5 separate regions of the Homo sapiens genome follow, and regions 1, 3, 4 and 5 are each linked to region 2. A link is an interaction called in ENCODE POLR2A ChIA-PET data of the cell type or tissue named here. Cell type or tissue: MCF 10A. All regions are shown on one strand. Links, peaks and the distances in the headings refer to the core of each region. The heading gives the core; the rest is flanking DNA. Region 1 overlaps DLG1 (discs large MAGUK scaffold protein 1). Region 2 has its middle 96 kb from the start of DLG1. Region 3 has its middle 21 kb from the start of LINC02012. Region 4 holds the start of LOC105374309 (a long non-coding RNA gene). Region 5 has its middle 53 kb from the start of BDH1.

The links. Peaks named below come from ENCODE experiments on the same cell type or tissue, not always from the same donor. Only the 100,000 strongest peaks of a DNase experiment are listed, where the experiment ranks them.
Region 1: POLR2A ChIA-PET joins it to region 2 with 6 read pairs; 1 of 35 experiments calls an interaction of 5 or more read pairs at or near these places.
Region 3: POLR2A ChIA-PET joins it to region 2 with 9 read pairs; 6 of 35 experiments call an interaction of 5 or more read pairs at or near these places.
Region 4: POLR2A ChIA-PET joins it to region 2 with 6 read pairs; 4 of 35 experiments call an interaction of 5 or more read pairs at or near these places.
Region 5: POLR2A ChIA-PET joins it to region 2 with 5 read pairs; 3 of 35 experiments call an interaction of 5 or more read pairs at or near these places.

What each region holds. Positions count from the first base shown.
Region 1 is chr3:197,081,376-197,087,417 of GRCh38, forward strand. DLG1 (discs large MAGUK scaffold protein 1) reads right to left here. Exons shown (of 25, transcript NM_001366207.1): 16 at 4,205-4,381. Among named protein-coding and RNA genes, the nearest start is that of MELTF, 55 kb to the left of the region's middle. In MCF 10A, for the core only: no CTCF peak of the experiment used is centred there; a DNase peak (open chromatin) is centred at 2,326.
Region 2 is chr3:197,391,649-197,397,690 of GRCh38, forward strand. No RefSeq gene overlaps it. Among named protein-coding and RNA genes, the nearest start is that of DLG1, 96 kb to the left of the region's middle. RefSeq lists enhancers at 2,108-2,157, 2,422-2,923, 2,531-3,730, 2,648-3,527, 3,050-3,344 and 1 more. In MCF 10A, for the core only: no CTCF peak of the experiment used is centred there; DNase peaks (open chromatin) are centred at 3,133 and 3,523.
Region 3 is chr3:197,485,225-197,491,266 of GRCh38, forward strand. No RefSeq gene overlaps it. Among named protein-coding and RNA genes, the nearest start is that of LINC02012, 21 kb to the right of the region's middle. RefSeq lists enhancers at 4,736-5,281, 5,282-5,827 and a silencer at 5,014-5,308. In MCF 10A, for the core only: no CTCF peak of the experiment used is centred there; DNase peaks (open chromatin) are centred at 2,797 and 5,067.
Region 4 is chr3:197,475,910-197,481,951 of GRCh38, forward strand. It overlaps LOC105374309 (a long non-coding RNA gene), which reads left to right and starts at 2,077. Exons shown (of 2, transcript XR_924902.1): 1 at 2,077-2,199; 2 at 3,279-3,742. RefSeq lists an enhancer at 2,389-3,588. In MCF 10A, for the core only: no CTCF peak of the experiment used is centred there; a DNase peak (open chromatin) is centred at 3,032.
Region 5 is chr3:197,605,775-197,611,816 of GRCh38, forward strand. No RefSeq gene overlaps it. Among named protein-coding and RNA genes, the nearest start is that of BDH1, 53 kb to the left of the region's middle. In MCF 10A, for the core only: no CTCF peak of the experiment used is centred there; no DNase peak of the experiment used is centred there.

The DNA.
Region 1 (6,042 bases), core at 342-5,341, 310 kb before region 2:
AAAATTATATGAAAGTATGAGGCACCATTTCTGAGTTTAACAGTTTTCCAAGTTTTGTTTGTTTTTAAGTATTAGCTTAGCATGAAGCACATATGCTAAAAATTAAGCTAGAGAAAGCAAATGTGGCAAAATGTTAAAAACTGGTGAAAGTGGGAGAAGGATATGTGGACGTTCACTGTATATTGCCGTTTTTGTACTTACTTTTCTATAGCTCTGAAACTTTTAACAAAAAGGTGGAATATTTAAAAATTAAGCCTAATTTTAATGATATATGTGTGTGTGTGTGTAAATATATAAATAACCAGTTACAGTTATTGAAGTAAGAGTTTTAAAGTATTTTTGGAAGGATACATAAGAACTGTTAATCTTTACCCCTATGGAGGTGAAATGGGTGTTGTGAGAGACAGCCTGTAAAGCCTTCACATCTTTTAAATTCTGAACTTTACCTACTCAAAATAAGCAAGCAAATAAAACTACAATGAAACAAGTTTTTATGTAGATTGTAACACTAATGTAAATCTTGCAAAATGTCATGTAAATTAAGCTTTCATAAATTCTCCAATTTCGACATAGCAATTATGTTAGCATATAACAGAAAAGCCTACCAAAACAAGACTATGAATAAATGAATTTTATTTTTTCCTTATTATCTATTTAGTTTTACTATGGGTACAGCAGGACCTTAGCATTCATGAATTTAAATTTTAAATTTAAGTCTTGGCGCAGTGGCTCACGCCTGTAATCCCAGCACTTTGGGAGGCCGAGGCGGGTGGATCACAAGGTCAGGAGTTCAAGACCAGTCTGGCCAACATGGTGAAACCCTGTCTCTACTAAAAATATAAAAATTAGCTGGGCGCAGTGGCGGGTGCCTGTAATCCCAGCTACTTGGGAGGCTGAGGCAGGAGAATCGCTTGAATCCAGGAAGTGGAGGTTGCAGTGAACCAAGATCATGCCACTGCACTCTATCCTGGGTGAAAGAGCAAGACTCCGTCCCCCACCCCAAACAAAAAAAAAAATTAAAACTCATGATTTTTACGATTCAAGAACAATTCTGAGGCTCCATGACCTGAATAATTTATAATCTTGCCTAGGTACTTATCAACAGCACCACAAAACTAGCATTTAGTGGGTGAGCATTTACAACTCAACTTTGTTTTCTAATCATTATTTTGTTTAGTACATAATTCAGCAACTTAAATTGTCTATATTTGTAAATATTATTCCTGAAAGCCAAGAATTGTAGGAATTACAATTCCTATGTTATTTTAGAAGAGGTCTAAGAAAGAGATAGTTCTATTTAAGAAAAGGTAAGTTTTGAATACATTCAAGAACGAAATGGCATAATTAGTTGTGGTTTCTTACTGTATTTTACGGGAGTAAGATTATATTCTGCAATGCTACTCATGAATGTGGAAATTGGCAGAGGTCTCAAGATATCTTTCTTACATTATTGCTTGCTTTAAAACACAATCTTATAGAATTTTTGTACAAAATGAAAAAAAAATCTCTCCAGTGAAGCCAACAGTGTTTATTATTGGGTGTAGGCACAGAAAGCCTTTGTAAGGTATGAGACTCCAAGAACCAAGACAATTTTTAGGAGCTCTGACCTTGATATTTAAGATGTAAGGTTTCTACTGACTCAACAAGGCATAGAGGAAGCATTTCCGAATTTAAAGCAGACTATGTTCTATTTCTGGAAAAAAGTTATGCTGATTGCTGCATTGCTAAAAGAGGATTTGTCATCAACTGAAAGATCTAGCCAAATAGTTGGATCATGCTAAATATATGGATACAGCCAACAGCAGTTATAAGCCCGAAAATCATAATTATAAATCTTGATTATAATTTAATAATATTACTTTTCAACTTCTACAAACAGGTAAATAAATAAAGGTCTAGAAATAGTTACGAAATAGGTATAAATTCAACTAATAAGAAAAAGATGTTTATTACAGCATAATCGACTTAAAATGAATTAACTAGTTATAATAAACATTTCTTTATGATCTCATTAACTATTTTTGCTGGCTATCTTACTACTACTACTTTAAAAAGCTCTTAAAGAAGAACTTCCAGACAATGATTTGGATGAAGCAGATCTCATAAATAAGCTATCTCAGGGGAATTCTGAAATGACATTTTAACACCTTCCCCACAAAAGCAGAGACACTCAACAGCACTTCACAGGCCTTAGAAGAGGTCCTCTAAGCTGGGACCATCCTTTGCAAAGAGGGCCTGTCCTTAACTACTTTTGCTATGTGCTAAGTATACACCCATGAATCACTAAAATGAATCATTAGGGCTGGCTGCAGTGGCTCACAGCTGTCATCCCAGAGCTGTGGGAGGCTGGGGTGAGAAAATCGCTTGAAGCCAAGAGTTTAAGACTTGCCTGGGCAACATAGCTAGAACCCATCTCCACAAACAAAAACAAAAACAAAAACAAAAACAAAAAACTTAGCCGGGTGCAGTGACACGCGCCTGGAGTCCCAGCTACTAGCTGAGGTGGGGGGATAGCTTGAGCCCAGGAGTCTGAGGTTCAGTGGGCTATGATCATGTCACTGCACTCCAGCGTGGGCGACAGAGCAAGACCTTGTCTCTTAAAAAAATCAATCTACCTACCTACCTATCTACCTATATATAATCATTAAAAGCAAAGAGAAAAGACCAGTGAACTGCACCAATACATGTAATTTAAGCAAGGAAAAAGAGAAGTGAAGCGTATTACCAGATATTTCCAAACATTTTGGCATGAAGGAAGAAATTCATGCCACCAAAAATACAAAATTTAAGTCCTCTTACTTACCTACACCAACCACAGACACTTTCAGTTTTCTCTTCACTGGTATAGCTAAATGGCACACTGATTTAATATATACTTACTTTGTTTTCAGTAACTAGTAGCTTTAGATCAATTTCTGCTTGGAGGCATCACTTTTTGTTGTTTTTTTTTTTTTGAGTCAGAGTCTTGCTCTGTCGCCGAGGCTGGAGTGCAGTGGTGCAATTTCAGCTCACTGCAACCTCCACCTCCTGGGTTCAAGCAATTCTCCTGCCTCAGCCTCCCAAGTAGCTGCGATTACAGGCGCCCGCCACCACACCCAGCTAATGTTTGTATTTTTAGTAGAGACGGGGTTTCACCATACTGGCCAGGCTGGTCTCAAACTCCTGACCTCGTGATCCGCCCACCTCGGCCTCCTAAAGTGCTGGGATTACAGGTGTGAGCCACTGCACCTGGCCCATATTTTCTAGTTATGTCACTGGTTACAATTCCATTTGAATAAAATCAAATGGCTGTGAAACACAATATAAAAAACTGAGCATAAAATCATTTTAGTAAAATAAATTTATTTTTTCAGTTCTGGTGATTATTTTTAATTTTTTTATGTGTATATTTTATATATATAGATAGATATAGATATAGATATAGATATTTAGACAGAGTTTTGCTCTGTCTCCCAGGCTGGAGTGCAGTGGTGCAAACTCAGGTCACTGCAATTTCGGCCTCCTGAGTTCAAGCAATTCTCCTGCCTAAGCCTCCCGAGCAGCTGGGACTACAGGCGTGTGCCTCCATGCCCAGGTAATTTTTGTATTTTTAGTAGAGACAGGCTTTCACCACGTTGGCCAGGCTCGTCTTGAACTCCTGACCTCAAGTGATCCACCCGCCTCAGCCTCCCAAAAGTGCTGGGATTACAGGAATGAGCCACCGTGCCCAGCCTAATTGTATATATTTAAGTTGTACAACTTAATGATTTTATATATATATATTATATATATACATACTGTGAAATAATTACTACAGTCAACCTAATTAACATATCCATTACCTCACCTGGTTGCCTTTTTTTGGGGGGTAAGAACACTTAGGACCGACCCTCTTAACAAATTTCAAGTACAGTACTATTACCTGTAGTTGCCATGCTTACATGTTGGAGGTGCAGAACTCACTCATCTTGTGTCACGGAAACTTTGTATCTCATTTCCCCATCCTCCTAACCCCTGGTAACCACCATTCTTCTCTGTATGACTTCGACTACTTTAGATTTCACATAAAAATGTGATCATACGATTTTTGTCTTTCTGTGTCTGGCTTTTTTCAATTAGAATAATGCACTCCAGGTCCATCCATGTTGTCACAAATTAAAAAAAATTTAAAAGAACATCAATTATTTATGTTGCCTCACATTCAAGTGGTAAGAAACAGGCATACCTGCGTTTACTGGGAATCACTCCGACCTCATCGCTCTCACCATCTGGTGTAACCTGCCTGGCTTGCCACCATTCATCATCAGAAGCATTAATAACATGGAGGATATCTCCAAATTTGAAGTTCAGTCCCTGACTGGGAAGCCCACTGTCTTTAGTCTTGTCATAATCAAAAAGGGCTCTAGAGTCAGAAGAAAAAAAGTCCATAATCACTTGTTATAATATTAATCAACATATCATAGGGTTCTGAAAGTATATGTAATTTGGGTAATTAAATATATCATAGTAGGCCAAATAATGCCCAGTTCAATTCTGCACTGCATACAAGATAAGACAAAAAAGAAATAGCAAAATCAACTTGCTATGAAAATACTGTATTGTATTATTTGTTTCTTTCAATATCACAAGACAAATTTTAAAAACGCTCTTGGATTGTAATCCAATGGTAAGTTATATTGAATTCTAAAATAGACAAATCCAGAGAGTTTGAAATTAATAAACAAAAAGTATTAAGATACATTCTTCTCTTTACTTTGATTAGATACATGTAGGAAAACAAATTCCCTGATATATTTGATTTATTAGTTGTGGACTGTACGACTAGATCAACATAGTGACTATTCTGTCCATTAATTATTCCTTCCATTTGTTCACAATACTAGAGTTGATAGAGTTTTCAGAGTCAGTAACAATGATGGACACTAATTACAGATGACTTTAACAGCTGCCAAATATTTTGGAGAAAGTAATAATTTAATACGGTAATTGCAAAGTGTTAAGAATATTTTAAAATTTGATAAAAAGAAAATATTGTGTGCTACCACTTGATTAATTAATGTACAACATTAAAATAAATCAAATTCTTAAGTCCAAATAAGCTCTCTCAAGAGTGTAAGAAAGGATCACAGCAATTACATTTATAATATAATTTATTCATTCTTTTGTTCTAATTTGGCAACTGGAAATTAGGATGAAAATCGTAATCTTTTTCACACTACCCAACATTTAAGAACCTAGCTCTTCAAGTAAAACTCAAGAGGGGTGGAATTACTTGATGGCTAAATAAATAAACTAGTAGTTAATGGTTTTTCAAATGAGTTCTTTCAAGTCTTTTCGTGGGGCTAAAGGTGCTAGGGAAGCAGGGGGGATCGTTAAGCAGGAGGGCTCACTTAAACATACATTCAAACATAGAGAAGATGAGGGCACAAATAAGCATAATATAAAATAGAAAATAAAGTACCTTAAGAGGTAGTACAAATGTCAAGACATTCAGAAAAGGAAAATACTAACTTCTTACATTATTATAAAAATTCATCTTTTGAATCACAAAATGTAACAGTATTATTGAACAACAAAGGAAATCACCCACAATCTCTACTTACGTTAGCATTTTAACATTCTCTTTTAATATATTTGATTCATAAAAAAAGAAACCCATGGAATACATGTGAGTTATTAATCGTAAGAGTGCAATGAACATCTGTTCACCTACTACCCAACCCAAGACTACACACAAAACCTTCATCAGTAATTCACATTCACCTGCGTATATTCCCTCTGATCCTGATTCCCTTGGATCAAGAGTTAACCACTATTAGAATGTAACTATCATTCTTAATGTTTATTTCTTTGACTCATTCTTTTTTGGTTGGTTTGGTTTTATCATATAATATGTGAGTGACTAAAAGATATAATGTATGTTTTTGCTTGTTTCAGAGCTTTATAAAGAGGTATTCTGTAGGTAGTTTTTTGCAGCCTTTTTTTTTTTTGGCTTTTGAAATTAGAAATACATTGACTAAAAAAAACCCCACAAGACTCAGGTGTGGTGGTGGTGGTGGTGTG
Region 2 (6,042 bases), core at 492-5,491:
TTTGGGATAGTTTACCATCCATAGTGTGTTTGCGACAGTTTACTATCTGCAGCGCATTTGGGATAGTTTACCATCCATAGTGTATTTGCGACAGTTTACTATCTGCAGCACATTTCGGATAGTTAACTCTCTGCCTTGCATTTGGGATAGTTTACTATCTGCAGCGCATTTGGGATAGTTTTCCATCCATTGCATATTTGCGAAAGTTTACTATCTGCAGCGCATTTGGGATAGTTTACTATCCATAGTGTATTTGCAATGGTTTACCATCTGCAGCACATTTGGGATAGTTTACTATCTGCAGTGCATTTGGGATAATTTAGTATCTGCCACACATTTGGGATAGTTTACTATCCATAGTGTATTTGTGATAGTTTACTATCTGCAGCGCATTTGGGATAGTTTACTATCTGCAGCGCATTTAGGATAGTTTACTCTCCATTGTGTATTTGCAATAGTTTACTATATGCAGCGCATTTGGGATAGTTTACTATCTTCAATGCATTTGGGATAGGTTACTGTCTGCCTTGCATTTGGGGTAGTTTACTATGTGCAGCGCAGTTGGGATAGTTTACTGTCTGCCTTGCATTTGGGGTAGTTTACTATCTGTAGCACATTTGGGATAGTTTACTATCTGCAGCGCATTTGCAATAGTTTACTATCTGCAGCGCATTTGGGATAGTTTACTGTCTGTAGTTCTTTTGCCCATTAGCTTGGATTCCTTGTCGTAGGGTCTCTTTTTGTCTGCTTTGCAAGCAAAAATCAGAGCCCCTGAGTCACAAAAGTGTGTAGGTACCTTTCCACACTAGTTTCTCCTCATTCAGGGACCCCATGGCTTATAAGAAGGTAAAGCTGAGTGGCTCTCAAGTGTCCCAGGAAAACAGTCCTTTCTGCATGTTTGATCTGCCAAGTTGCCAATATCTGATCTGAGCTCCTCAGAAGCTCCTAGGAGAAAGAGGTGACTCAGGGAGCAGAAATGATGGGCCAGAGAGAGAACCCTAATAGCTAGCTTCACAGGCCCATCTCTGTCTTTGCCCACCTTTCCTCACCCAAGTACAACAGTGTTTGGAGTGGCTTAGTGTAACCTAACTTTCAGTGGTCCCCTCAGGACTGGTAGGCCAAATTTAGAGCCCACACAAGGAAGTCTATTGGTCATGTGGTGTGCCTTGAAGCCTGCAGCATGTAAAAAGTTATATTTAATACCCTGGGAGAGACCAAATACAGGAAAGCCAGTTTGTGGGATACAATTATTTTTTCATAAGAAGCCTCTCTGCCTATGTGTTTGGTAAACTGTTAGCCCTCTAAGAGTTGGACTGTGGATTCTCTAGTCTTATAGTTAGACACGTGGACAAGCAGAACGTTTAAGAGTCAGAGGAACATTCCAGGATCTTCAACAGCCCTAAACAAGGTCATTGGCATCCTGCTAGATATGGTTGGCACAGAGCACACTCTGTGACTGACCCTCTCAATCAGCCCAGCATCCTGTCCAGTGGCCTGACCGAGGGCTGCACTGTAATCCTTGTTTCCTTTGAAAGTCTGGAATTCATAAGGAAATAGGGTGGGGGTAAAGAATGGATGATCTAATTTTCCAAGGGAGTATTGGATTAGTCAACAACTTGATCCCCACTGCTGAGATAGCTCCTTTTGTGAATATTTTACCTACCCACCTGCTAGGTCTCAAGGCTTCTGAAAGTACTCTTCCTAGACAACTACACTGAGCATCTTAAAACAGCACAGTCTGCTTCCTTCCCTCACTGATTCTGAAAAACGGAGCCGCTCCCAGTCCCTTTCGTATCCACCCTGACTCCAGGCAGGATAACACTGGATAAAGTCCCCTATATCCTTCAGCATAAAAATCCCAAAAGTCCACTCCAAGGCCTTCTGCCTGCTCTTGTTTAAGACACAGTGGCTGGTCTCTGAAGCAGCCTCTAGAGGCTCTGATGCCAGCCAGTACATTTAAAGATGAGCTAAAGGAAACAGAAGGGTAGTTGGTACACTTCTTTATCTCCCGACATTTGCCTGGAGCAAAAGAAAGAGGAGAATGATGCTGAGATTAAAGCCTCTCCCCTGGAGTGATTCTATGTGGCCTGTTGCGTTGGTGCAGAGAGGCAAGGCAATAAGGCCTTCTGGGGTTCAGCAGAGAGACAGGTCAAACAAGGGTACTGCCCAGGCTGCTGGGGCCCCAATCAAGATGTGACTCTTCTCCAAAGGGAGCAGATGACACGGGCCTCCTTGTACCAGTGTGGCAGCCAGCATGTGTGCAGGATGGGGACAGACACTCAGGATAGGCAGAGAGAGCCACATTACCAAGTAATCAGACTTGTTTACCACTCTTGAGGTAAATGTGGGAAGCCAACAACCAGCATTTTGTAGAGTCACTTGGCGGAAGAAACACCATCCACACAAGTCAATCAAAAATATATATTCTTGGCTGGGCGTGGTGGCTCACACCTGTAATCCCAGCACTTTGGGAGGCCGAGGAGGCGGATCACCTGAGGTCAGGAGTTCAAGACCAGCCTGGCCAACATGGTGAAACCCATCTCTACTAAAAATACAAAAAATTAGCTGGGCATGGTGATGGGCACCTGTAATCCGAGCTACTCAGGAGGCTGAGGCAACAGAATCGCTTGAACCTGGGCGGCGGAGCTTGCAGTGAGCTGAGGTTGCGCCACTGCACTCCAACCTGGGCCACAAGAGTGAAACTCCGTCTCAAAGAAAAAAGGTCTATTTTTAAAAACTACTAACTGAGAAAGAAGTAAGAGCCTTGAAGAAACAGAAAGAAGGAACCTGAGCATGCCACGGCAGGAGAGGATGAGAACGGCATGGAGAAGGGGGAGGCGCAAGCAGCTGGAAGCCCACGGCGGAATGGGCCGGTGCTCGGAGAGCTGTTCGGATGGCACGGGAGCTGATTGTCTTGACGTTAAGTTCCTCGGTGAGGAGAGAACAGAAGTTAATGGCACCCACCGGGCCTGGGTGGAGCCTCAGCACCACCAAAGAAAGCAGATTCTGCATTTGGAAAGCCTAGGCCCTCTCCTTGAACCTGGTTCTCAAGGTTTCGGTGATGAGTCACCTCGTTCCCCCTCACCAGCTTCTGTCTTTAGCCACAGCACTGACGTGTCTGAACCCGCACGCACCTCCTGAGCTGGAGCACCCGTCATCTTCACACCACAGATGACTAACCATGGCCTGCTCACAGTCTCCTCATTATCACGGAATGAAAATGCTACATGCCTGAAAGCTGAGGTTTTGGGAACAGGATGAGAAGAGCTGCGGAAGGAATGGAGATGCAGGTGGCAATGAGCTAAGCTTTTGACAGGCCCTCGCAGTCCTCGGGAGCAGGGGCCAAGTGACCACAGATCCAGAGAGAGTGCTCTCCTTGGCAGGGCCGCATGAAATCTCATTCATTACAGCCTCCGATTAGGTTCCCAGGCTCATTAAAATCTGTGTGCCATTCACTGTTTCTCTTGGATCAGACTGGATTCTACTGTGCAGAGAATTGCCAGGGCTTCCAAGTGTCCAGTGCAGGCCAGATAGCATCTCTTGGCTTCACTTCTTCCTGAAGTTTCTCCCTGTGCTTCTGTGTGCTCACTGCCAAGAACACAAGTCAGCATTCAGGCCCACGGCTGCCAGCTGAAACAAGGGCTTCTGACCCAGACAAAGCCCGCAGATAAAGTCCAAAGCACTTGAGCTAAACTTACTCTAAAAACTATGGCAGTACAGGACAAAGGAAGACACTCGGGTTAGACACAAAGAACCACAGCTAAGGCAACCTTTAAAAAAGGAGAGTGGGCTGGGCGCAGTGGCTCATGCCTGTAATCCCAGCACTTTGGGAGGCCAAGGTGGGCGGATCACTTGAGCTCAGGAGTTCGAGACCAGCTTGGGCAACATGGCAAAACTCCATCTCTACCAAAAAAAAAAAAAAAAGTTAGCCAGGCACAGTGGCATGCACCTGTGGTCCCAGCTACTTGGGAGGCTGAGGCAGGAGAATTGCTTGAGCCAGGAGTACAGAGGTTGCAGTGAGCTTCTCGTGCCATTGCACTCCAGCATGGGGGACAGGAGTGAAACCCTGTCTCAAAAAAATAAAATAAAATAAAATAGGAGAGTAAAGAGGAGCTTTTACTCTATCTGATAGAAAGACATATTATAGCCAGGTGCGGTGGCTCACGCCTGGAATCCCAGCACCTGGGGAGGCTGAGGCAGGAGGATCACTTGAGGCCAGAAGTTCAAGACCAACCTGGGCAACACAGTGAGACCCCATCTCTACAAAAAATAGAAAAAAATAATTAGCTGGTCACGGTGGCACGTGCCTGTAAGTCCAAGCAACTCAGGAGACTTAGACGGGAGGATTTCTTGAGCCCAGGAGGTTGGGGCTGCAGTGAGCCGTGGCTGCACCACTGCACTCCCCAGCCTGGGTGACAGAGTGGGAACCTGTCTCAACAACAACAAAAAAAGACATATTAAAAAGCCATCATAATAAAAACAGTAGTTTAAAAACCATAAAAATAGATCACCAGAACAGAATAGAGAGCTCAGATTCAGTCCCAACTTAATGTAGGATGAAGGTGAGGCCGGGCGCGGTGGCTCACATCTGTAATCCCAGCACTTTGGGAGGCCGAGGCAGGTGGATCATGAGGTCAGGAGTTCAAGACCAGCCTGGCCAAGATGGCAAAACCCCGTATCTACTAAAAATACAAAAAATTAGCCAGGCGTGGTGGCATGCACCTGTAATCCCAGCTACTCTGGAGGCTGAGGCAGAGAATTACTTAAACCTGGAGGGGCGGAGCTTGAAGTGAGCCGAGATTGCGCCACTGCACTCCAGCCTGGGCGACAGAGTGAGACTCCATCGCAAAAAAAATAAAAAATGATTAAAAAATAAAAAATAACATATAGGATGCAGGTGGTCCCGCACATCACGGGGAAGGACAGATTATTTAGTAAATGGCATTTGGGAAACAGGCTCATTGTATAGAGAAAAATAAAACTGGACCCCTACTTAACACTAAATACAAAAGAGGACTCTGCATGCTTTAAAAACCTAAGTATAAAAGGTTAAAGAAAAATAGTGGAAATAAAATGGGCAGAAGAGAGTGCAGGGACGTATCTTTGTGATCGATCCTCCTCAAAACAAAATTTCAAAAGCATAAGGCAAATTTTTACGAATATGATTAAATTAAAATTAGGGGTTTCTAATCAACAAAAGTCCCCATGGACAAAGTTAGTAGACTGTTAACAGAACAGGCGTAGATATTTGTAACATCTAAATCAATGAGGGATTGATACGAAGAATATGGAAAGATCTTGAACATTTATGACTGTAATTAAAAATGGGGAAAGGGGCCGGGCGTGGCTCACGCCTGTAATTCCAGCACTTTGGGAGGCTGAGGCAGGCAGTTCATGAGGTCAGGAGTTCAGGACCAGCCTGACCAATATGGTGAAACCCAACTCTACTAAAAATACAAAAATTAGCCAGGTGTGGTGGCATTTGCCTGTAGTCCCAGCTACTCAGGAGGCTGAGGCAGGAGAATCACTTGAACCCGGGAGGTGGAGGTTGCAGTGAGCCAAGATCGTGCCACTGCACTCCAGCCTGGGTGACAGAGCACGTATCCATCCCCCCACCAAAAAAAGAAAAAAAATTGTGGAAAGGATATAAACAGATTTATACAGAAGATGAAATTCCAAAAAGCGAACAAGGTGGCATAGGTCAGTTGTGCTGAAGCAGACTCGGAGCTAGGGAGTTGTGAGCAGGAGGTCTATGTGGGAGTGATCTCAGCAGCAACGCGGTGAGGGAGTGAGGAAATCAGGATAGGACTGGGCAGAGCAAGAATCTGAACGGTGATGTGGGTACAGACAGGCCTTGGCTGATCCCACTGGGGAACGCTGATGCTGGCATGTCTTTTCAGAGATGTCCTGAATGTAGGCAAGGGACTGGGGCTTTGTACCCCTTCATTGACTAGCCTCTGGATGGACACTGCCCCCACGGAGAGCTCATAAGTGTGGGTGAAGCTGCTTACTTGGACTGAGGGCAATTCCCAGGGAGGGTCT
Region 3 (6,042 bases), core at 625-5,624, 94 kb after region 2:
CTGTAATGCTCTCAGCACATTAGACCACCTGTTCCCAGCCTGAGTGGATATCCCAGGCTTAGCACCCCCGGCAGGAGAGTTGAGACAAAGACAATCTTGGCTTCTCTGATATCGTTCACATTACAGACCAGGGGAGCCTGCTCTGGAACAGCAGATGCCTTGGGGTCTGATGGTATCAGTGACACTTTCTGGGAAATAGACATAATCAGCCTGACCCGCAAAAGAACATCCACTAGAGCTGGGTGCTGAGGGGGACAGTGGCCAGCATGCCTCCACTGTCGGGGGACGTCTGCAGTGTGACCTTGGAAAGAACCCACTCCCTCTTTCCCTCCTTTTCTCTCATTCACAAACATTTATTGAGCATTTCCATGGGCCAAGCCCTCTGCTAGGACTTCGGGCTTCGAAAGCATAGTCCTTGCCCTAGAGAGCCTTGTAATCTAATTGGAGAAGCAGAAATACGAACCTGTAACTATAGTATTTTCCCCCCGCCAAACCCCAGTTTTCTCAATTCAAGTGTTACTCTGTGATACTGTCAGCACATTAGAGCACCTGTTCCCACCAGTTCTGCTGAAGTGGCAGGCCACAGTCAGCAGGTGACCCGCAAAGAAGAGTTAGTGATAAATGATGACTTGAATGGCATTGAGAGCGGTCCACAGTGTGGCTTGCTATGGCCAACAGACTGCTGTGGTTTGGTTCTTGCTCTCCAAATTTCCATTCCCTCAGCTACTGCCACCAGCAAAGCACTCGAAAGCTGTAAAGATTATTTTCAGCATGTCCAGGGGCTCTAAGAGAGACCAGGTGAAAGACAGATTATACTGTTGGTACTAGAGCCAGCACGAAACTCAAGCTCCTCTGATTGTTGGTCCAGGCTCTCTACAGCCCCACCGACTCCACATCCTTCCCTTCCTTGGCTAGAAATTGAGGAATATGAAATACATGTCTGGGTGAATAACAGGCTGTCAGGTTAAAACTGTTCCACAGGATTTCAAACGACCTGGAATTAGGTGGCCTGGGGTAGTACTTAACTAATGTTTTTCTGGCTGGTGGAAAATCTCAGATGTTAGTTGGGCAATTCCTTCCTTTTTTTTTTTTTTTTTTTTTTGAGATGGAGTCTTGCTCTGTCACCAGGCTGGAGTGCGGTGGCACGATCTCGGCTCACTGCAACCTCCGCCTCCCAGGCTCAAGCAATTCTCCTGCCTCAGCCTCCTGAGTAGCTGGTACTACAGGCACATGCTACCACACCCAGCTAATTTTTGTATTTTTAGTAGAGATGAGGTTTCACCATGTTGGCCAAGATGGTCTCAATCTCTTGACCTTGTGATCTGCCCGCCTCAGCCTCCCAAAGTGCTGGGATTACAGGCGTGAGCCACCGTGCCCGGTGAGAATTCCTTCCTTTCACATCCACATCTTTCTCTGTCTCACACATGCCCCATACTAGCCATCCTCCTTCCTCTCTGTTTCTCAAATTGAAACACAATTAAGGACAAAGAAAATACTCAGGTTATTGGACACATTTGCAAATCTTCACAATCCCACAGAGGGCCTTTAGCCCCCGATGAGAACCAGTGGCATAATAACCCCTCTTGGGAACCAGCGTCATTCTCCCGATTCTCTGTTATGCATCAGTCTTGGTCACCTTTCTTTTCTTTTCTTTTTCACGCTTGTCTCTGCTTGGTATCCTCTAGAATTTGGTTTTCAATGTCCTTGCCTTACATTTGCAACATCTTCAGAGAAAGTGGTCCTAGCCCATCCCAGCTCCCACAGGCTGGTATTTCTAGTTTCCTGGCCAAGGAGGGCACACCTTTCAGGTACACAGAGATACAAAGGCTGCCAAATATTTCTCATTGCATTGTTTAGCTGGAGTATCTCAGGCCAGAGACAGGGACATGACCAGGCAAACTTCAGAGGAAGTTGTGAAGCTGTGAGAGGTCTTGGAATAAAAAAATGGATCTAGAGCTCTTCTATTGCTGAATGGGCCATGTGACTGCTGCCCATTCTATCAAAGTGGAAGCCAAACCAGTCCCTTCCCTTAGAGCTTCCATAGATGAGAGGGTACAGGGAAGCAGGAGGGATGGGGTTGTTTTTACTCTTGCACACCAGCTAAATATCAGCGCTGGTCTCCAGAGTAGAGAAGCCGTCTACGAGAGACTTCCAGGGTATCTGTGCTGTCTCTGATACCAAAGCATCCGGGCACGGCACAGCAGCTCATGCCTATAATCCCAGAACTTTAGGAGGCCGAGGAGGGCAGACGGTAGCTCACGCCTATAATCCCAGAACTTTAGGAGGCCGAGGAGGGCAGATTGCTTGAGCCCAGGAGTTCGAGACAAACCTGGGCAATGTGGCAAAATCCTATCTCTACAAAAAATATAAAAATTAGCCAGGTGCGGTGGCGCGCGCCTGTAGTCCCAGCCACCTGAAAGGCTGAGATGGGAGAATTGCTTGAGCCCAGGAGGCAGAGGTTGCAGTGAGTGGTGATCCCGCCACTGCACTCCAGTCTGGGCGACCGAGTGAGACCCTGTCTCAAAAACAAACAAACAAAAAATGTAGTTCGACCCACAAAATATCTCAAGATTGTATTTGATTGGCTTTAGCTTGGGAATCAACTTTCATCTTCAATGGCACTGCTGTTTTGCAGGACAGCTTTTGACTCGACATAGAACAATATCCAGCAGTTTCTTCCTGACATTGCTGGATGAACACTGAGGCACATGATGAATTGTTGTGCTGAGAAACTCTGAGATGTTGCATGGGTCACGGCTGCTGTGAGAGTGACTCACAGAAGCCCAGACCTGCCTGGGAGGCAGGAAGGGCAGCATTGAGGGACTGACGGGCCCTGGGCCATGACAAACAGAAGCAGATGGGATGAGGCCCACAGGGACATTGTGTCATTCACTGGGTGACCTGAGCATTACCAGAGGCAGACGAGACTGCCAGGAAGAGCACTGTTCTCTCATCTGGTGGGTTTGCAAACCTTTTTCTTTTACTATTTTCTTAAAAGAAACCTCTTCTGAATTCTGTCTGTGGCTTTGGTTGGGATCCAGCCAAGCTTTAGTTTAAAAATAAGACATATTACATTGTTACGGAATTATCAAGCTTTGGTCAACGTCGACATCAACATCATTAGCAAAACATGATTCAGGTGTTCGGCTGGGCAGACCCTCGCACATGGCAATCTAAATGAATAAGCACACTTCCTTCTCATTTTTGAGAATGTAGCTGAGAAGCAAAAATGAATACTGATGTGGATGAAAATGTAAAAGGCTTGCAGACACATACCGTGCACACCAAATTTCGGCACACAACATTAAGAAGGAATAAAAGGTAAGGTGCCTGATCCTTCGTCACACGTGTACCCACCTGATGGCATGCTGATGCCCATCAGTTGAGGTCGGTGGCGAGAGAAGGGTGGATTTGAAGGGTCATTTCAAATTCTTCTGAGTCAAAGTGGCCTAGACCAGGAGCCCCCGAGCAGAGACCATGGCTTTTAATTTTGAATCTTCACCATCCAACCCGGGGCCGAGTAGCTAGGCAGTAGTTTGATTGTAGTAACTCTTATCTTACTGTCATTATAATCTCTGCTGTTGAATGTCCCTGCATCACCTTCTAACTACCCCACCATACGAGGCTGTCATAAATGAGGGTTGATACTCACAGGTGTCTTCAGCTTGTCTCATTTTGTGGGAAGTGCACCATATCACTGTTCTGGAAGCTTTTTTCTCCAGAATTCCATAAGCTGGAACAACTATTTATGAACCTCATTTATAAGAGATGACAGTTGCCAGTAGTACAATGAAATACATGCTGTGAGAAAATGAAGTGTTCTAATCAATTAAACATACGTACAAGGCAGAATGAACTTTTATATCCCTCTAACCGGTACCCCAGTCCCCTGGCCTTTCCTGGGGCCTATGATAAGCCAAAGCTAGGCCAGCTCAAAGGAGAGGGAGAGTAGCGATTCTGTAAGAATATCCATACACAGGAACTGCGCCAAGGGGAGGCCAGCTGGACAGAGAGCAAGGTTAGCCTGCCTTCTAAAATCCACCGGCCTGCTTCTCCCACCGGCCCCCAGCACAGTTCCTGCCCAGGTAAAGCAGAACCCAATGTGACCAAAAGCCTGACCTGGACCCAAGGCATGGCCTGGGAGTGGGAGCAGTAGGTTGAGGAGGTCCGAAGGGGCAGGAATTGGGGTGTGGGTGGGGAGTGAAAGGAGAGAAGGCCAAATGTGGGGGGAGGCCCTCAGGCCAAGCTGGAAGGACCTGGGGCTGAGGAGTGCCCAGGGATTCCCCGACTGGACCCCTGACCTTCCCATACTCTGACTGGGAAGACACAGTGCAATCTTTTCTTCGAGACAGAGTCTCGCTCTGTCACCCAGGCTGGAGTGCAGTGGCGTGATCTCAGCTCACTGCAAGCTCTGCCTCCTGGTTCAAGCGATTCTCCTGCCTCAGCCTCCCGAGTAGCTGGATTACAGGTGTGTGCTACCACACCTGGCTAATTTTTGTATTTTGGGTAGCAACAGGGTTTCACCATGTTGGCCAGGCTGGTCTCAAACTCCTGACCTCGTGATCCGCCCATCTCGGCCTCCCAAAGTGCTGGGATTACAGGCGTGAGCCTCCGCGCCCAGCCCGACACAACTCAATCTTGAAGGGCTGTTTTGTACATCCTTCTGGATGCAATGGTGCATGGATAGGCTAAGAGTACACTTGTGTTATAAATTGAAAACCACTGCTCCCGTCCACTCTTCAGATGGACGTTCTGGGTTTGTTTTACATGTGTTTTTCCTTTCTTTCATAAAAGAAAAGGAATCATGTTGTCATCAGTTTTTTAAAGTTTGTCCCCAGCTCCCTCTACTTTTTCTGTGTCTGATGGGGGCCAGCCAGTCACAAGGACCTCACCATACTAGCAGGGTGCGGCCTTCTAAATGGGCATTTGTGAAGCTCTGGGTGCTGGCTGGGCGGGGCAGGGTCAGAGAAATGCAAAGTATTCCAGGCATTAGCCCCGGAATTTACTCCCAGCCTCTCCTCTGCCCACATCATAGCCCCACCAGGCTGCAGTCTTCTCCCCTTGGATCAGAAGGTGCCCCAAGGCCTCTCTTGGAGATTTTACCCTGTTGGCTCATCAGGAGAGAGGAAGAGAGGCTAGGATCAGAGGAAATGCCTAATGAATTACCATGAGGAAAGAAGAAGCAGAATGTGAGCAGCTGCCTCTGCTGGTTAGGTCCAGAGAAAAGATGTTTCTGGATCTATGATTTAGGTGGGCAGGCAAGCAAGCAATAGGAGAGCCCGCAGCCAGGGGAGAGAAAACTCCTGGGAGTTTCTGCTTTCTGAAGCCGGGGGCAGTTTGCCCAGCCAGGCTGGAGGTGATGCCAGAGGGCCTCGATTTGGGGGTGCCACCTCCTGAGTACAGCAAATGGACCTGACACCCTCAGTGAAGTCAAGATAAGAGGAAGGCTGGATGCCAAATGGGGACAAAGGATTAAAATAGGCTTTGGGGGCTGTTCTAACCCAAGGAGAGGAAACACGAGAGAAAAAAACATCCCTGAGTGACAGCCCCACAGATTCCCAGAAGTGGGATGGGAGTGGAGAGGGCTCATTATAAGCTGTTCCTTTTGCAAACCTGGGTGAGCTGCTAGAGCTTCTAGAGAACGAACATCCCAGGACATCTGGAATGAAGTGGGCGTGGGGAGACCCTATGATATCAACTCCACTGACAAATTGCAGTTTACCAAGCATGGTCAAAACCAGCATCCCACAGCACGTGACAACGGTCCTGGGGCAGTGTCATCATCACGCTGCACCTGTTTTACAGATGAGGAGACTCAGACATGTGCGAGGACTTGGCCTGCATAGGTGGGCTTCAAAGAGAGGTGTGAGGACCACTGGTCAGTACGAGGTGATTTCGTGCTGCAAGGGTAAATTATTATGCTAATAGACACATATTTACTGTAATGAGCTTTTAAAAATATAATTAGAACCACGAAACCTGTGATTTCAAGGATACTGTTATTTTTTTTTTAGGCAGTCTTGCTCTGTCACCCAGGCTGGA
Region 4 (6,042 bases), core at 434-5,433, 84 kb after region 2:
AATTTCCTTGTTTTTCAGAAGGAAAAGAGAAAAAGAGGTAAACAAGTGGCCAGAATGTTTCTCTGAGCATCCCAGGACGATGCAAACCTCACTTCCCTTTACCTCAGACCCCTGGTTTGAATCCTGAAGCCAACCTCAGGGGGGTTGTCACTCATTCTGACCACCAATACTTTTGTGTGTTCTGGGCCTCCCCAGCCCTGTTCCTTGCCCTCCCTCTTCCTCTGTGTGGGTGTGCCCTCCTTCTCCCCTGTCTCTACATGTCCAAATACTATGTATTCAAGACTCAGAACAAAATGCTAGCTCCTCCAGGAAGCCTTCCTGGGTTCTCGAATTGGACATGATCTCTCCATCCTCAGTCCTTTTCCTTCCTAATTTCCCTGCCTCCTACGAGTGGGACTCTGGCCAATTTCCCTTAGTCAGTCAGGTAAAAGGCCCTGCTCGTGGTAGCTGGTCAGGAAATAAAGAAGAAAGGCAGGAAGGGTGGAAAGAAGGGGAGAAGGGAGACTCTACGGGCCCAGACAAGTGTCTACTGAATTCAGAACATGGCAGGGTCAGCAGACGATTTTCCTTTCTTCTCCTTTGTGTGCACTTCTGGGGCTGCTAATGACAAGTCACAGCACAGAGTGTGAAATCTGCCGCTCTCCCAGGGGGCTCCGTCTCAGGTCATTCTCCTCACTGCTTCCCACTCCCTCACTGAAAAGCCTGCATCCAAAGCCCATTACTGGCTCCAGGGTGTGGACCTTGCAGGGAAGAACTGTGTAAGGACAAGACAAAGAGCAGGGCTGAGTGCCGAGTGCCCGGTCAGTGGGGAGGGGGATGTGCTGTGGGATGAGGAGCCCCTGGTTCCTCATCTCCTGGTTTTATCCTCGTCCTCCCCGCCCAGCGAACACCCTCCTCACCCTAACCGTCTATCTTGTTGTTTCCTGTGAGTTTGGTGTCCTCTCCTTCCATTAAAGCTTCCATTAAACCTCTCTGAGGTTCAAGTCTCTGGTGGCCAGACCTATTGTCTTACACATTTAGACAATGCTCTTCTGCTCATGGGCAGCCATCAAATATATGTGTTGACTTATAAAAGATATACCATCTCTTTTTTTTTTTTTTTGAGACAGTCTATATGTGTTGAGTTATTAAAGATAGACTTTTTTTTTTTTTTTTTTTTTTTTGAGACAGAGCCTCGTCTGTCACCCAGGCTGGAGTGCAGTTGCACGATCTTGGCTCACTGAACCTCCACCTCGCAGGTTTAAGTGATTCTCCTGCCTCAGCCTCCTGAGTAGCTGGGACTACAGGTGCCCACTACCATGCCCAGATACTTTTTGTATTTTTAGTAGAGACGGGGTTTCACCATGTTGGCCAGGCTGGTCTTGAACTCCTGACCTCAAGTGATCCACCCACCTTGGCCTCCCAAAGTGCTGGGATTACAGGCGTGAGCCACTGCGTCCAGCCTATAAACCATTTCTTAATCCAAAGAGCTTGAAGTGCAAGGAGACCCTCCCCTGAAGGCAGGGCTGTCTCCTGGAGACATGGGTGAGGCATATTGGGGATTCAAGTGGCCGAGTCTTCTGCTTCATGCTGCCCAGGCATCCTGGAGAGCTGCCGGATGAAATAGAAGACACCCAGATAAATTTGAATTTCGGGTAAACAATGAAAGTAGTATACGTTTATCCCATGCAATATTTGGGACATACTCATACAAAAAATTATTCATCATTTATCTGAAATTCATTTTAAGTGGATATCCTGTTTTTTGTTTGTTTGTTTGTTTGTTTTTGAGACAGGGTCTCCCTCTGTCACCCAGTCTGGAGTGCAGTGGTGCAATAATGTTTCACTATAGCCCCGACCTCCCAGGCTCAAGTGATCCTCCCACCTTAGTCTCCTGAGTAGCTGGGACTACAGGTTTGCACTACCATACCTGGCTAATTTTGTTTATTTTTTGTAGAGACAAAGTCTCACTATATTGCCCAGGCTGGTCTCAAACTCCTGGACTCAAGCAATCCTCCCATCTCAGCCTCCCAAAGTGCTGCAATTACAGGCGTGAGCCACTGTGCCTGGCCCATCCCGTATTTTTATTTGCTTAATCTGGCAACCTTTCCTTAGAGGCTCCTGGAACGCGCCGCTGCAGTCATTCCGGCGCACCCAGTTAGAGCTCCTGCTCTGGGCCACTGAGACCAAAGAGAAATGGTGTCAGCTGTGAGAAACTTGGTAAGTTTGTAGATTGTTGACTTATTCCCTCCAAACAATTTTGCAACTAAAAAAGAAGGAATACTTTTTTAGAATTCCTTTTAAATGTAGGTTAAAATGTGTTTTGTCATATTGTATATGTTAGATATCATAGAATCTATTAAATTTAAACAGGAATTTACAATTTACAAGAGTGTGGCCACATACATTCTTTTTTTTTTTTTTTTTTTTTTGAGACGGAGTCTCTCTGTGTCACCCAGGCTGGAGTGCAATGGTGCAATCTTGGCTCACTGCAACCTCCACCTCCTGGGTTCAAGCGATTCTCCTGCCTCAGCCTCCTGAGTAGCTGGGATTACAGATGCCTGCCACCACGCCCAGCTAATTTTTGTATTTTAAGTAGATACAGGGTTTCACCATGTTAGGCAGGATGGTCTTGATCTCTTGACCTCGTGATCCACCCACCTCAGCCTCCCAAAGTGTTGGGATTACAGGCATGAGCCACCGCACCTGGCCATACATTCTTTACTCTCAAGATTATTCCCCAAAACACCTGGACAGGAAGGTAGACAATCACCACCTGTTTCATAGTTGAGGCACCCAAGGCCCAGGGAGTTAAATGATTTGCTGACAGTCCCAGGAATAGTTACAGTGCAGCCAAAGCAGGTCCTGAGGCTTAGGCTCCTGGTTCAATGCTCCTCACTCCTGTACAGCTTGCCTCCTGCTCAGGCTATTGGACTCCAAGTTAATTAGGCAGCAAAGAACTCTGGGAGGAGCTGAAAATGAGGGGAAGTGCCTGGAGAGGCTGGCATAGGGTGAGCAAAGCAGAATGGCATGTTTTAATTGATTTTTGATTGTGCCAACGACTGCAGGCTCCTAGGGCAAGCAACTGCTGCTTCTGAGTCAGCACCCTTGCGTGAGGCTCAGCCTTCCCAGAGTGCAGGCATTGCTGGCTCTTTTTGTTCTCCCCCGAGCTCTTTGTGTGGGAAGTGGGTCTGTACAAAGCAGAAGGTTTCTTCTTTAATTGGCCAAACAGCTGGGAGCCTGGAGTCCTGGGAATACGGTCCAGGGTCACCTACAGCTCTCCCCATCCTTCCACCCAGCTTATCCTGGAAGCCCCAAGAGACGCAGCTCTGCTGATGCAGCTAGACACAGCTCCGAAGACACCACAGGAAGCTTTGGAAGCACAATATACTTTGTGAAGAAATTTGAAAACTTCAGTGCTACTTAGCAAGTTTCTTGGCATTAGCAGTTATCCAGGGACTCCCAGCGGGTATCTACCCAGCTGGAGAAAGAAATATTCCAACAGGAAGGAAGAAACTCTCCAATCTCACTGCAGGCCTGGATATTTGGAAAGATCTCATCACCAGACAGGGTGAAGGACACTGGACTTTGACTTTTGGACTCACATAGCCAATGGCTTGCTTGGCGTCTTCACAAAGATATCTAACAAGCATCTCAACCCTAACAGAACTCTCGGTTCCTTCCCTCTCATCCCCAACATACGCCCCCACTAATGTTCCCCATTTCAATAAAATAAATGGTTTTGGCTTAAGCCAAAAGCCTAGACTCCTCCTCGATTCCTCTCTTTCTCACATCTCCACAGCCAACCTATCGGCAAGACCTTCTGGCTCAGCCATCACAAGGTATCTCGAATCTGTCCACTTTCACTCCTTCTTCATTGCTGCCATGTGCTTCCAAGCCACCAGCATCCATTCAAACAACTCAGTTAGGTCTGTCCGTGGCCACCCTGGCTCTATGACAACCCATTTTCCCATACAGCATCCCGAGACCCTAGGCGACCTGGCTGCTGTCTACCTCTCCCACAATGAGCTTCTCTTCCTTCAGGTAAGAACTGGAATGTTACATGACCCTGTTCAATTTCATCAGTGTACTTAGAAGAATCAGCCATTTTAATACTCGTTCATTTGTGTTTGTTGTCACGCCTCCCTCATTTGATGAGGGTGGACCATGTCTTATTCTCTGCTAATTTGCCAGTTTGCATGTATGTTCATTTCCCAGGACACAGTAACAAAGTACCACGAACTAGGTGGCGTAAGATGATAGAAGCTTAAGCCAGGCATGATGGCACGCATCTGTAGTCCCAGCTACTCAGGAGGCTGAGGCAGGAGGATCTCCTGAGCTCAGGAATTTTAACTTAAAAAAAAATTTATTTCTTGCAGTTGTAGAGGTTAGATGTTGGAAATCAGGGTGTTGGTGGAGCCATCCCCTCTCTGAAGCCTCTAGGGTAGGATACTTCCTTGTCTCTTCTAGCTTCTGGTAACTGCAGGCTTTCCTTGGCTTGTGGCAGCATAAATCCCATCTCTGCCTCCATCTTCATATGGCAATCTTCCCTCTGTATGGATGGCTCTGTCCCTTCTCCTCTTCTTATGAGGACGCCCAACCATATTGGAGTCAGGCCCGCCCTGCTCCAGCATTACCTCATCTTAACTTGATTACATTGGCAAAGACTGTATTTCCAAATAAGACAAATTCACAGGTACCAAGAGTTAGGGCTTTTGGCGGGGATACAACTCAACCCATAATAATGTAGCATAGTAGACCTCAAAAACCATTTTAGAAATGAAGGAACAGTTTCAGTCAATAAAAATACAGTGAGCTCACTTCCAGAGCAGCAAATACAAGAACTTGGGGCTCAACATGCAGGTAGAAGGAAGACTGAGACTGTATAAAGCCTAAGCAACTCACTGGAAAGGGACATCCAAAGTAACCAGTTATTTGGCATTGCACGATTTTTTAGGCTCTTAGAACTGAATTTAAAATTTTTCCTAGTGATCTCAAAACACTAGCCATCAAGGCAGCCTGTAGCTTATAAATGCCTCTAACGATACCCTGTCTTTGGCTCTTCACAGAGGAGTGGGCATGTGTAATGGCTGAAGATACAAAAATGCTGAGAAATGATGTGACTTTCCTAGGAAATGGCAGGGCTGGGATGGGGACCCAAGCTAGGCTGACTCCAGAACTTGGGTATTCAGAAAGGAAAGTGATTCTATACATAGATTCCATTAAACACACACACACACACACAAACACACACACACACACTACAAAAAAAGACTCTGTGATGAGGACCCTGTCACAGAACCCAAGAAGGATGAAATCTCAGGGGTGAGATTAAGTCTCAAATGACTTTAAGACAAAGCAGAACGTCCTAAGAGTGTCGCCACAAGTTCTAATGAAACTCAGATATGGGACTGTAAGTCTGTCTAGCTATGACCCTTAGGGAGAGCTTCATGGCAAAGGAAGGTGCGGAGTGGGGGAGGGAGATCTCTTTGATCTGGGTCTGGAGGGGAAAATGCAAATTTCACAGGTGAAAATGCATTCTGAGAAGAGGAAATAGCTTGAGCAAAGGAGATAGAAAGGATAAGATATATTTAGAAATATGGGGAACAGAGGAAAACATGGGCAAAAAGTGAGTTGGGACCATCAGCTGATTCTTCATGAGGACCCTTTAATGGGAGTAACACTGGTTTGGGGTTCCAGCCCCAGCTCAGGTCCCCCCGCCCTGGGCCTCTGGGCCTGTTTTCTCATCTGTAAATGAGAGCGTTTCCCAAAGATGCTAAGTGGGGCCTCATGTTCTTCAGAAAAGCTGCTTTAATAGGTTTTCCCATTCAACTGCCTGGTAAGACTTCATCTTAATGGCTGGCCAGGTGCGGTGGCTCACGCCTATAATCCCAGCACTCTGGGAGGCCAAGGTTGGTGGATCACCTGAGATCAGGAGTTCGAGACCAGCCTGGCCATCATGGTGAAACCCCCATCTCTACTAAAGATACAAAAAATTATCGAGGCATGGTGATATGCACCTGTAATCCCAGCTACTCGGGAGGCTGAGGCAGGAGAATCGCT
Region 5 (6,042 bases), core at 727-5,726, 210 kb after region 2:
TTGTACAGTTCTGTGGATACTCACAAGTGCGTAATGCCATGTATCCACCATACAGTGTCATACCAAATATTTTCATTGCCCTAAAAATCCCGTGTACTCCAATACACATTCCTTTCCTCAGCACGAGTCATTCTGAAGGATAGACCATATGTTAAGTCACAAAATAAGTCTTAAAACTAGAAATCAATAATGAGGAATTTTGCAAAAAATAAAAACACATGGAAATTAAACAAAATGCTTCTGAATGATCAGTGGGTCCGTGGTTTTAATGTCATAAACTTTTGTTGATAATATGTCTTTCAGCCTGATATAAGGGCAAACAGAGAGCCCCCATGGGGTTTTCCAGCTATGGGGAGTCAGTGGTATACTGGGAAGGCATTGATTTTGAGTCACAAGACCTGAGTTCTAATAATACCCTATCAAAATGCTGTCAGTAATAAACCAATTAAAAAATGATATAAACTTTCTCTAATTCCTTCAACATTTCTATAAAATACTTTAGGTGTCATGCTTAAATGTCCATGCTTACACCACTACAGGCCACCTGCACAAGTTAAGTGATCACTATGAACACCCTCTAGGGGTGAATTCTTCGGAGGCCATATGTATGGCTAGATATCCCTTGAAGAATTCCTAGTGTTCTTGTCACACAAAGTTCTAGAAACTGCTTTGCAAGTGTGCATTTCCATCCTGAATGTTTGCTGAGTTCCAGCTAGATTTTCACAGCAATATTGTCTCCTTTCCTTCTGATCTAGTTTGATCTTTGCACAGGTGTCCAGGTTTTGCTACAAAATGAACTACGTTTGGTAACTCACAGGGCACCTCCTGCTGTCCCTTCTTCTGGAAAGACCCATCTCCAGGTCAGGACACAGAGCTTGCATTTCAGGCCCATTCGCTGGCTCTGCAGGGCCTTTTTGTGCAGTGCCTGAACTGCCCCACTGCATACTGCGGCCCTGGACACAATCCTCCCTTCTGCCAATAAACAGTGGAGCTGCTACCAATGAGTTGTTCTTCCAAGATTGAGGGCAAGAACTGTTCTAGCTCATCTGTAGAGTCAGTTTCTAGCACACAGTTTGGCATATAGTAAGTCATTAATTTGGGATGAAGGGGTCAAACGGTGGCTTGAAGGATGGATGTCTCAAAGGACGGATGGATGGATGAATAATGAATGGATTTATGGAAGGACAGATGGAAGACAGAAAAGGAGAAAAACATGGTAGTAAAGCAAGGCTGAAGGCAAAAACACCTGGAATGAAGGACTGTGGCCCTCACCTGACAGGCGGCACCCGATGTGAAGAGAGAAGGTGTAAGCAAGAAGTTATAGCCTGCTCATAGTGCCAGCCCTTGTTTCTAAAGCTGCAACTTGGAGCCTTTCCATTAGGGCAGCCAAGAGACCAGGGCAGGCCATCTCCCATTCTCCCTTTCTCAGATCTTCTGTTTTCTCCTCAAGAAATGGGAGTGGAAAAAGTCATGAGGGATTTCTAAATAAGTGTTCAATGTATGAAGACACCAAGGAGATCCTGCAGCCTTTGTTTCTTGGGTAGATCTGGAGGTAATTTCCTAAGAAATAAGCTGAAGGAAGAAAGCATTCCTTTGTAATCTTCTCCAAAGCTCTGGGCAAAGCCTTCCGATAACAAATACTTTTTAAGGGCTTCATGCAATAAACATGGAGCTTTGAGCTAAGCCTGCTTGGGCTCCTGCTATGGTGCACACTGGTGAGTCCAGGTTGTTCCAGGCCGTGGACAGAGTCCAAGGTAGAAGCCACATCACAGGTACATCCTAGCGCTGGAGGCAGGACCTCAGGTTGTCATTTCTCCAGTGGGAAGGCTACACGGGGCTGACTTTATTGATGACTCTTAGCGTGTTTTCCATTCGGTAATGCTACACAGGAGTGAAGATTCTGACTTGCTTTCTGAGCAAGAGCTTTAGATGAGGTGACTTTGGAGTAAGCATTTACATATGCATACATTTTTCCTCCTTTTACTTGAATTTCCTTGACTTCTTTTGCTCAGATGATCCGTGACAGGCAATTTGCTTTATGTCAGGTGAAGGCCATTAACAACCAGGTGCGCGAACTGTGACAAAGTCACACTGGAGGCTGTTTAGGTCCTTGCTGACTTGGCCCTACTGTAAGGCCATGGAAGGCCATTGCATTGTTGTTGAAGGTGATAGTTGGGCCTTTTGCATGGGTCTGTGTTTGTAAAGACCTTTATAACGGAAATCTGTGAAATGTTTGGTACTAAGTCCTTCTGGGGTAAATGAACCACAAAAACTCTGGGCATGCTGACCCATGAAGGGAGTGTCAGGTTCCAGGACCAGTCACTAACTTGCAAATAACAATTGTAGCCTGGATTTCTCTTCCTGTGTTTTCTTCGTAACCTTTCAATCAGCATGCGGGCAGCTAGCTAAAGGAGCTTAAAGCAAACCTGGAGAAGTTGATGAACAACACTGGGATCTTATTTGCTGAAATTTCCCTGAGAGCAAAACAGTAAAAGGAGAACTTGGATTTCCAAAACACAGTGGTCATCCCTGTCTTGAAAACAATGTCCTCATTTGAGAAGCAAGTGGCTTTAATCTGTTCCTCACCCCACTGGCTTGTCTCCTAGCTTTTCGTTTGGGTTCTTCCTCTAAAGTGTAGAATTCCAAAAGTGAGGAGCGTGTCTCCTCTGGATCCCCGACCAATGACTGGGCCTGGAACCATCACGAGAGCCCTGAGAAGACCTGCTAGCACCTTGCTGGGGTCTGTGTCCTGAGTGGACATGTCAGTTGCCTACCTTTAAAAGCGCTAAGGGCCGACCTCGTGCAGCTGGAAGCTTTTGTGAAAAGGCACTCACAGGATTCCCTGCTGGATGCATGGTGCATGGCTCGGCACAATGAAGGGACACAAAAGCAATAAAGTGATGGTCCTTACAGTCTAATGACAAATGTGAATTATTCCACAGCCACTAGGAACCCCTGACTAAGGAATGGGCCCTATCTAGGGAGCAGTTTCAAATCACGTTCTCAGGTAATACCTGGTACTCACATCCAGTCGGAGTGGATTCATCCCAGGTTCCAGGGCAAAGCCAGAGAAAATGCAGAGCCATCACATCTCTCACTTCCCCCAGGATGGGCTAGACTAGTATGTAGGTCTTCTGGGCAGGAAAAAGACTATACCATATGCGTAAAAACCCTCGCATGCACACTCCCACACACATCTGAGTTGTTTGCCCTGAGCACCTCCAGCATATTATCCTCTCAGGGTCCATCCTGTATCCCATGCCTTTACCCTACTCCTATCTTTTTTTTTTTTTTTTAAGATGGAGTGTTGCCCTGTCACCCAGGCTGGAGTGCAGTGGCGCAAGCTCGGCTCACTGCAACTTCTGCCTCCCGAGTTCAAGTGATTCTCCTGCCTCAGACTCCCGAGTAGCTGAGATTGCAGGCGCCCACCACCACACCTGGCTAATTTTTTAATTTTTAGTAGAGAAGTGGTTTCACCATGTTGGCCAGGCTGTTCTTGAACTTCTGACCTCAGGTGATCCACCCGCCTCGGCCTCCCAAAGTGCTGGGATTACAGGCATGAGCACCATGCCCAGCTAAGGATGCCCATTTTCATCACTGTTATTCAACATAGTACTGGAAGTCCTACCCAGAGCAATCAAGACAAGAGAAGGAAGTAAACGGAATCCAAGTTAGAATGGAAGAAGTCAAATTATCTTTGTTTGCAGATGATATGATCTTATATTTGGAAAAAGCTGAAGACTCCACCAAAGAACTATTAGAACTGGTAAACAAATTTCAGCAAAGTTGCAGGATACAAAATCAACATACAAAAATCTCTAGCATTTGTATATGCCAACAGCAAACAATCTGAAAAAGAAATTTAAAAAGTCATCCCATTTACAATAGCTACTTAGGATTCTATTTAATCTTTTATTACTTTGGTTAAGTTCATTAACCATTTAATTAATTATTAGTTAACTAATTATAGAGATCTTGCATTTCTTTGGTTAAGTTTATTAACCAAAATGTGTATACCTTTATTATACATTTTATCAAAGAAATGAAAGATCTCTATAATTAAAACTATAAAACTTTGATGAAAAAATTTGAAGACCACACACACACACACACACACACACACACACACACACAAATGGCAAGATATTCCATGTTCATGAAGGCATCAATATTGTTAAAATGCCCATACTACCCAAAGAAATCTGATGATCCAATGCAATCCCTATCAAACACCAATGACATTCTTCACAGAAATAGAAAAAAAAACAACAACTAAAATTTATGTGGAACCACAAAAGACCAAGAATAGCCAAAGCTATCCTAAGCAAAAAGAATGAAACTGGAGGAACCACATTAGCTGACCTCAAACTATACTACAGAGCTATAGTAATCAAAACAGCTTGGTATTGGCATAAAAACAGACACATAGACCAATGGAACAGAATAGAGAACATAGAAATAAATCCATACATCTATAATGAACTCATTTTCTACAAAAGTGTCAAACACATACACCGGGGAAAGGACAGTCTCGTTAATAAATGGAGCTGGGACAACTGGATATCCATATGCAGAAGAATAAAGCTAGAACCCTACCTCTTGCCATAAAAAAAATGGATTAAAGACTTAGATCTCACTTTGGGAGGCTGAGGCAGGTGGATCACCTGAGGTCAAGAGTTTGAGACCAGCCTGGCCAACATGGTGAAACCCGTCTCTACCAAAAATACAAAAATTAGCTGTGCATGGTGGGGCACCCCATAATCCCAGCTATTTGGGAAGCTAAGGCAGAAGAATTGCTTGAATCTGGGAGGCAGAAGTTGCAGTGAGCTGAGATCATACCATCACACTCCAGCCTGGGCAACAGAGTGAGATTCCGTCTCAAAAAAAAAAAAAAAAAAAAAAAGACTTAAATCTAAGATCTCAAACTATGAAACCACTAAAAGAAAACATTGGAGGAACTCTCCAGGACATTGGACTGGGCAGTTATTTCTTGAGTAATACCCCATAAGCATAGGCAACCAAAGTAAAAATGGACAAATGGAATCACATCAAATTTAAAAAGCTTCAACAAAGTGAAGAGACAGCCCACAGAATGGGAGAAAATATTTGCAAACTGCCCATCTGACAAGGTATAAATAACCAGAATATATAAGGATCTCAAACAACTCGACAAGAAAAATTCTAATAATCCAATTTAAAAATGGGCAAAAGATCCAAATAGACATTTCTCAAAAGAAGATATAAAATGGCAAACATACATATGAAAAGGTGCGCAACATCATTGATCATCAGAGAAATGCAAACCAAAACTGCAAGAAGATACCATCTCACCCCGGTTAAAATGGCTTATATCCAAAAGATAGGCAATAATAAACACCGGCGAGGATGTGGAGAAAAGGAAATCCTCATACACTGTTGGTGGGAATATAAATTAGCACAACCACTATGCATAACAGTTTCCTCAAAAAAGCTAAACTACCATATGATCCAGAAATCCCACTGCTAGGTATATGCCCAGAAGAAAGGAAATTGTATGGCAAAGGTATATTTGCACTCCCATGTTTGTTGCAGCTCTGTTCACAATAGCCAGGATTTGGAAGCAACCTAAGTGTCCATCAACAGATGAATGGATACAGAAAATATGGTACATATACACAATGAAGTACTACTGAGCCATGAAAAAGAATGAATCATTTGCAACAACATGGATGGAACTGGAGGAAATTATGTTACATGAAATAAGCCAGGCACAGAAAGACAAGCTTCACATGTTCTCGTTTATTTGTGGGATCTAAAACTCAAAACAATTGAGCCCGTGGAGATAGAGTAGAATGATGGCTACCAGAGTCTGGAAAGGGTAGTTGGGGGTGGAGAAAATGAGCGATGGTTAATGGGTACAAAAATATAGTTAGATAGAATTAATAAAATCTAATATTTGATAGGACAATGGAGTGACTACAATTTATTATACATTTAAAAATAACTAAAAGAGTATAACTGGATTGTTTGAAACATGAAGAAAGCATCAGTGCTTGAGCTGAC